2 separate regions of the Homo sapiens genome follow, and region 2 is linked to region 1. The links are chromatin contacts, found by Hi-C or POLR2A ChIA-PET in ENCODE. All regions are on one chromosome and are shown on one strand. Each heading gives the region's core, a stretch centred on a gene start or an enhancer-like site at or near the end of the contact. The rest is flanking DNA. Distances are from core to core; before and after follow the strand shown. Region 1 has its middle 36 kb from the start of ZNF362. Region 2 overlaps ZNF362 (zinc finger protein 362).

Region 1 (3,046 bases), core at 251-2,750:
CCTGGTATAGTTTGGGCACTCTATGTTTTGAAAACTATGGATATACAAAGACGGCAGCAACCCTGTGGGTATAATCTTGGTGATGTGGGTGTGGAGGAGTGAGGCTGGACTGGTTCCTGGCAGCAGGGAGGAAAAGCCAGTTTGGGACAGGGGTGCCTGAAACTCACTGTGCAGTTTCCTTGGGCAGGCCCACCCCAAACCTGGCTTCAGCCCAAGCCTGCCTGATGGGGGCCCTTCCCAGGATCCCCACCCACAGTCAGGACAGGTCCTGGCCCGTACCTCACTCCTCTGCCTGCGGCTGGGGTTTGCTTAAGCCTCTTACATTCCGGAGGGATTGATAGGATTCCAGAAGCCACACCCACCACCCACTGCCAATCCCAGGGTTAGGAGAGAAACACCGGGTCTTGCCCTCCACGCCTCGGGCTGATGGTCGGCACCCCGCCCCCCAGCACCACCCTTCACATACACACATGGCCCTGTCTCTTCTTCACAGAACAGCACAACTTTAAGGAACCCCAAGGAGCCCTGCCACCCTCTTTCTGCTGACCCTTGCCCTGTCAATCTGATGGGCCACACCCTTCCACATTCCCCACAGAGCATCAACCAGTTTCATTCCTTTCCTCCCTACGAAACCCACAAATTCAAAGAACTTGCCCAGAATTCGTGGCATTAGGAGAACCATGGCTATAGGGTGACCTAACGGTGGCTGAATGTACCCACACCCGCTGGGTTGCTTCACCCAGATTATAGCTCCAAAGACTCTGGGTTCCTGGGACCCCATGTTGGAAAACACTGTTGGACAGATGGGGAAACTGAGGACCAGAGAGCAAAAGGAACTCACCCAAGTCATAGTCAGGCCTGGCTGGGCAGTGGTAGAACCCAGGCCTGCGATGCTGCAAGCCAGACAGACTCCTGAGGCCTGCCCTCAGGACAAATCAGCCACAGATGGCGCCTCCACACCCACAGAGGCACCTTCTGGTGGGTGCATGACATAGTCCAACATGACTGTAGGGGGGTGGGTTTGAAGGAACTGGGGACAAACAGATGGCTCTGCCCTGACTCCCTGACTCCTCAGTGTGGCCTAGGACAAGTGGCTTAACCTCTCTGAGCTTCTGCGTCCACATCTTAAAGTGGAGATCAATCACAAGGTAACTGAGGGTTAGAGGATGTAATGCTTGTAAAGAGTTTAGCAGGAGGCCCAGCATATGGTAAGCAATCTACAAACAGCTGTTATTGCTATCATTATTAATAAAAACAATGGAATAGAAGTCTATAATCCTGCCTTAGCCATGGCACCAGATTGGAGATTGAGGGAAACTCAGGACAGGCCCCCAAACCCCCCACTGCAGAGTCCTGTGACCTTACAACCCCTTCCCTGCCCACCTTTCCTTCCCTACAAAGCCCACAGCCTCCGGGGCCTGGGCCCAGCACTCACCTTCTGCTCCACTGCGCTCTCCCTCTGCTGGCTCTGATGATTCATCCACCCCCAGGCCATAGTCATGCCCATCAGAAACCCATTTTTCCAGTTTCCCCTTCTGAGCCAGGGGCCTCTTCGGCCATGCCTTGTTCCCAGTATAAGGGAGGAGTAGGGGGCCCTGAGCTGGAAAAGGGTATCTAGGGGGAGTTGGGGTAGCAAGGAGGAAGACGGGAAAGGAAGTAAGGACAGAAACAATTTCCTCCCTTGGCTTGAATTAGTCTAGAGCAGCTCTGATCCCTGGGCAGGGATAGACCCAGGTTTTTCAGGTGTGAGAGATGGGGAGAGGTCAGGCTAGAGCTGTGATTTGCCACTGCTGAAAGCATCCTGGAAGTCCCTCCAGCACCTCAAACTCAGCAGAATTCAAGCAGAACTTACCCCATGTCAAAACTGCCCCTACTCCTTGGCTGTCCACACAGTCCCTCAGATAGGAAACCTGGGCATGCCCCGTCTCACCCCTCTCCTGGCCAGCACATCTCACCCACGGCCATGTGCTGGCCTTTTCTGCCTGGGAACACCATATCTTCCTGTTGGGCCCTGCTGCCCATGCTACCTGGTTAGGTCTTCACGAGTCCTCCCCTTCCTCGCTGGGCTCCTGCCCTGCAATCTCCCTCCATACTACCCAGTGAATCTTTCTTAGACACAGAATTAATCAAACATGTGGGCAGGCTTGAGACAGCAGGAGCCAACTTGTCTCTGGTCCGCCGATGAATGAATGGCGGGCAGAGGTTGGGAAGTGGGCTGGGCAGGCCCACTGTGGGCTCACACTCACTGAGCGCCAACCGTACACTTTACCGTCATCATACCCAGTGAAGGTGGGTACCACTGGACCCATTTCACAGATGGGGAAATTGAGGGTACAGAGGTCATGAATGTCACACCCAGCCCCCAGCCAGGAGATGACAGAGTTGGATTTTGAACTCCAGTCTAACTTCAGAGCCTGATTCTCTTCAATGTTTAGAGGTTATCTCTAGAGACTAAGGGGAAATAATTTGTGTTTGGGGCCCTTAAGGGTCAGTGAATCAAGTGGCTTCCTGAGAAAGGAAGGAAGTCTCTTGCGGGGGGGCAGGGGGTGGTGTATGTGTGTGTGTGTGTGTGTGTGTGTGTGTGTGTGTGTGTGTGTGTGTGTATGTCCAGCTCCTGGGCAGACCTGTGCGTCCAGCCTGAAAGTGAATGTTGCTGCCACTGCTGCCCTCCACTGACCAGAGGCAGAACTGTTCCAATCTCTTGGGAATCTGACTTCACAGGGGACTACATTGCCCAACTCCACGGACCCTGAGAAACCAGATGGGTTAAGGTTAAATCCCTAATATACAAAGAGTTCTTAAAAAGCAATAAGAAACAAACAAATTTAATCCAACAGAAAAAAATAGACAAAGGACATAAACAGGCCATTTCACAAAAGAAAACATCCAAATAGCCAATAAGCAGATGATCAATTTCACTAATAACCAAATAAATGATAATAAAAACAATAATGACAAGTTCACCTGTTAGATTACAAATTGACAATGCCTTCTTTTAGAAAGAGTGCTGAGAAACAGGCATTCATGTATTGTCAGTAGCAGTGAG
Region 2 (3,046 bases), core at 261-2,760, 54 kb before region 1:
CTGTCAAGTTTCTCGTATCTCTCTCTTACAGAAATCACTTGCCTAACTGGTATTATTGCTTAAATGAAATTGTTTATTTTGACAGGAAAGACCAAAATGAAGTGCTTTCAACCTCTTTTCCTGATTCTATGAGCTTGAGAAACCCCTATTGGAATGGTAGCTATAGGGCTTCGGGAGAAAACCCTCAATAAGGACACAATCTAATCTCAATATTTTAAGAAAGAAATTTTAGATGAATTATCTCTTGTGATCTTTACTTGAAAGTAGGCACAAGAGGTATTATTATACCATTTTATCAGTGAAGAAACTGAGGCTCAGAGAGAGGGGAAGGAGGAGACCTGTCCAAGGCCACAAAGCGAAGGTGCCACAGTCAAAACTAGAAATCAGATTTGCTCAAGCTGGTTCCTCTGGGGAATTTGCTTTGCAAACCCTAGTCTTTGGAAGAGCAAATGCCCATATGCAAATGGCTCAATATCTATATGCAAATGTCCTTACCCCTCACTCCCAGCCTGAGGGCCAGTTTGGGTCAGAGCACCCTCCTCAGGTGGCTGGGGCAGCTCCTGCCCTCTATCAGCCCCCCTGCTCCTCCATCCACAGGCACCAAGATGCTCTTCCCTCTGCCCACCAATCCCTTACAGCCCAACACAAGAAGTACTTCCTGCCTGGAGTTCTCCCTGAATGCTCCAGACCCCTGGGACATATCCTTTCCCAGAACAAACTCGAAACAATAATTATGGTGAGGAGGCTGCAAGTTACCAAGTGCCTCTCTTGTGCCAGGCACAATGACACTGAAAGGCAGGTAGGTACTCTTATCATTCCCATTTTATAGCTCAGGAAACTGAATTCAGAGAGGTGGAGTGACTTGTTCAAGGTCACACAGCAAGTAAGCAGAGAGCTGAGATTCCCACTCTAATCTGCCTGACTCTGAAGTCCAGCTCATCAGTCCCTTACGTATTCAGGGGAATGACGCATCCTGACCACAGGCTTGTGAATAAACCCTACCTTAGGATGACACGGCTGCGACCCCACAGGTGAGCACCCGCTCACACAGCAGTCTCAGGACCTGTCCCAACCCTGCTACTGTCCACAGGGGGAAATGTGGAGGGGACCGAGATGTAAAGCCAGGGTAAGGAGGCTCCACGGCTGGGGGCAGGGAGCTTGAGAATTGGATACACCTGTCCTGTTCATCTGGGTATCCCCAGCACCCAGGCCCAGAGGTTATCAATAATGTGAGTTGCATAATGGAATGAATAAATGAAGTAATAATAATCAGAATGACTTTAAAGACAATCCCATACAATTATCTAGCACTGCTCACAGTTTACAAAGCTCTTCTGTGCCCACTGGCATTCTCATCAGAACCTCAGGAGGATGGCAAGCAAGGAAGAATTTTCACCCTGATTTCACGGAGGAAGAAACAAGGGCACCAGGAGGGAGGCACCTTGCTCAGGCCACATGCATGAGAAACAGGAAGCAGCACTGTGATGTGATGCTGGGTGCTAGCTCTCTAAGCCTCAGGTTTCCTCCTCTGTAAAATGGGGTGAAACAGGCTACCCTGCCTCACTCCTGCCCTGGCCCAGGACTCTGCCCACTGCACCTCGCTGCTTCTCAGACAGTTCTGGGAGATCCGTCTTTTCCTCCTCTTCAGTTCAGTTCAATGCCAAGTTCAGAGCCACTACCCTGATCAGGAGGCTATGGGAAGAGGGGGTCTTGCCCAGGGTACCACAGCTGGGATAGAACATCCTGCCACTTATCAGACCCCTGGTCAGGCAGGGGCCACCCTTCACCCTAGATGGGCCCCAGATCACTTAATCTGATCCACACCACCTTTGCCTGATTTCTCTGCATCATTTTCTGGCTGGTTCTAAGTAATTTAATGATTCAGTCAGTGACCCTAGTCCTGGTATCTACCTACTGTGTGACAGGCACAGGGAAGGCAGGGCAGGGGCCAAACATTTCCTGAGCTCTTCCTGCGTGTCAGACACACTGCTAGGTGCTCATCAACAGCATCTCATGTGAGACTCCCAACATGCCTTTGAGGTGGGTATCCCCTGTGCAGCCCTGGGACCTGTACAAGAGGGTGGGCCCTGGTGAGAGGTGAAGGGGTAAGACAGCCAGGGCCAGGCCAAGCCACTCAGACCTTGTCTAAGGGAGGGGCTTGAAGCCAGAAAGAGACATGGCCAGAAGTGTGTTCAGGACAGAGGGACAAGGCAGAAGGACATTCCTGGAAGAGGTCACAGCTTCAGCAAAGGTGTGGAGATGTGAAAGCACAAGGCAGGCTTGGGACAGTGAACAGCACCCAAAGACACCAAAGAGAGCTGCAGACCAGGGAGGTGGGGAGACACAGGGCACTGAATGCCATGCTAAGATGTTGGGTTGGAATGCTGGTGGTGAGAAGGTGGCAGGAAGCATGCTGGGCCAGGGGAGCAGTGAAGCAGAGGGGACTATCTGAGGACCTGGTGAGGGCAGGGGGTGGAGACAGAACAGCCACCCGGGGGTTGAGTGTGCATACCAGAATGGGCAGAGGAAACACGCTGGTGGCCAGGCCTCAAGCACGACAAAAGCCAAGACTCTCTACTGTGAGCCCCAAGACACAGGGCTGATCCTTACAGGGGAGCAAATGTCATTTTGTTTCTCTTATTCTAAAAGGTGAAAAACAGTGGATGGGCGGATGAACGAAACGCCCCTTCCAGAAAACGGCCTGCTGATGGCAGCTGGCCCATCTATCAATCTGTCCATCCATTCATATTGGACAAATCCTCTGGGCCAAACTGGGACCAGCGCTGGGGAACCTGAGCCAACTGGAAAGAACTCTGCCCTCCCCGAGCCCCAAGCTAAGTGAAGGAAGCAGACAAGTGAGCCATAAGCTTCTGCAAAGAACTCTCACCTATAAGGCCAACCACACACCACCGTGGCCTCCCTGAGGTCAAAGCTTATGGCCCACCTTCCAGTCCTGTCCTCCATGGCCTCCCTGCCACCTGGCCCCTTGGAGAAGGCCTGTGTACCATGACACCTGGCTCCTCACTTTCTCAGCCTCCTTTACAGT

What was found. Hi-C counts contacts between places; a loop is a spot of excess contacts on that map. ChIA-PET counts read pairs that join two places held with the same protein, here RNA polymerase II (POLR2A). Pooled maps may share reads with other maps.
Region 2: a map of left ventricle myocardium inferior shows a loop between it and region 1 (1.8-fold over the local background). The contact joins two enhancer-like sites. A Hi-C loop is called at or near these places in 3 of 168 maps with a recorded cell type or tissue (OCI-LY7, cardiac septum and left ventricle myocardium inferior) and 3 of 50 pooled maps. POLR2A ChIA-PET finds 5 or more read pairs at or near these places in 5 of 52 experiments (BJ, MCF 10A, PC-3 and 2 more).

Annotation. Positions count from the first base shown.
Region 1 is chr1:33,218,490-33,221,535 of GRCh38, reverse strand. It overlaps a transcript of ZNF362 not described here. Among named protein-coding and RNA genes, the nearest start is that of ZNF362, 36 kb to the left of the region's middle. RefSeq lists enhancers at 609-1,393, 1,528-2,128. Within about 2 kb of position 1,500, at least 5 of the 41 ENCODE cell types and tissues checked have a DNase peak (open chromatin) inside an H3K27ac peak, as active enhancers do.
Region 2 is chr1:33,272,100-33,275,145 of GRCh38, reverse strand. All of the region lies in intron 2 of ZNF362 (zinc finger protein 362), which reads right to left. Among named protein-coding and RNA genes, the nearest start is that of ZNF362, 17 kb to the right of the region's middle. Within about 2 kb of position 1,510, at least 2 of the 41 ENCODE cell types and tissues checked have a DNase peak (open chromatin) inside an H3K27ac peak, as active enhancers do.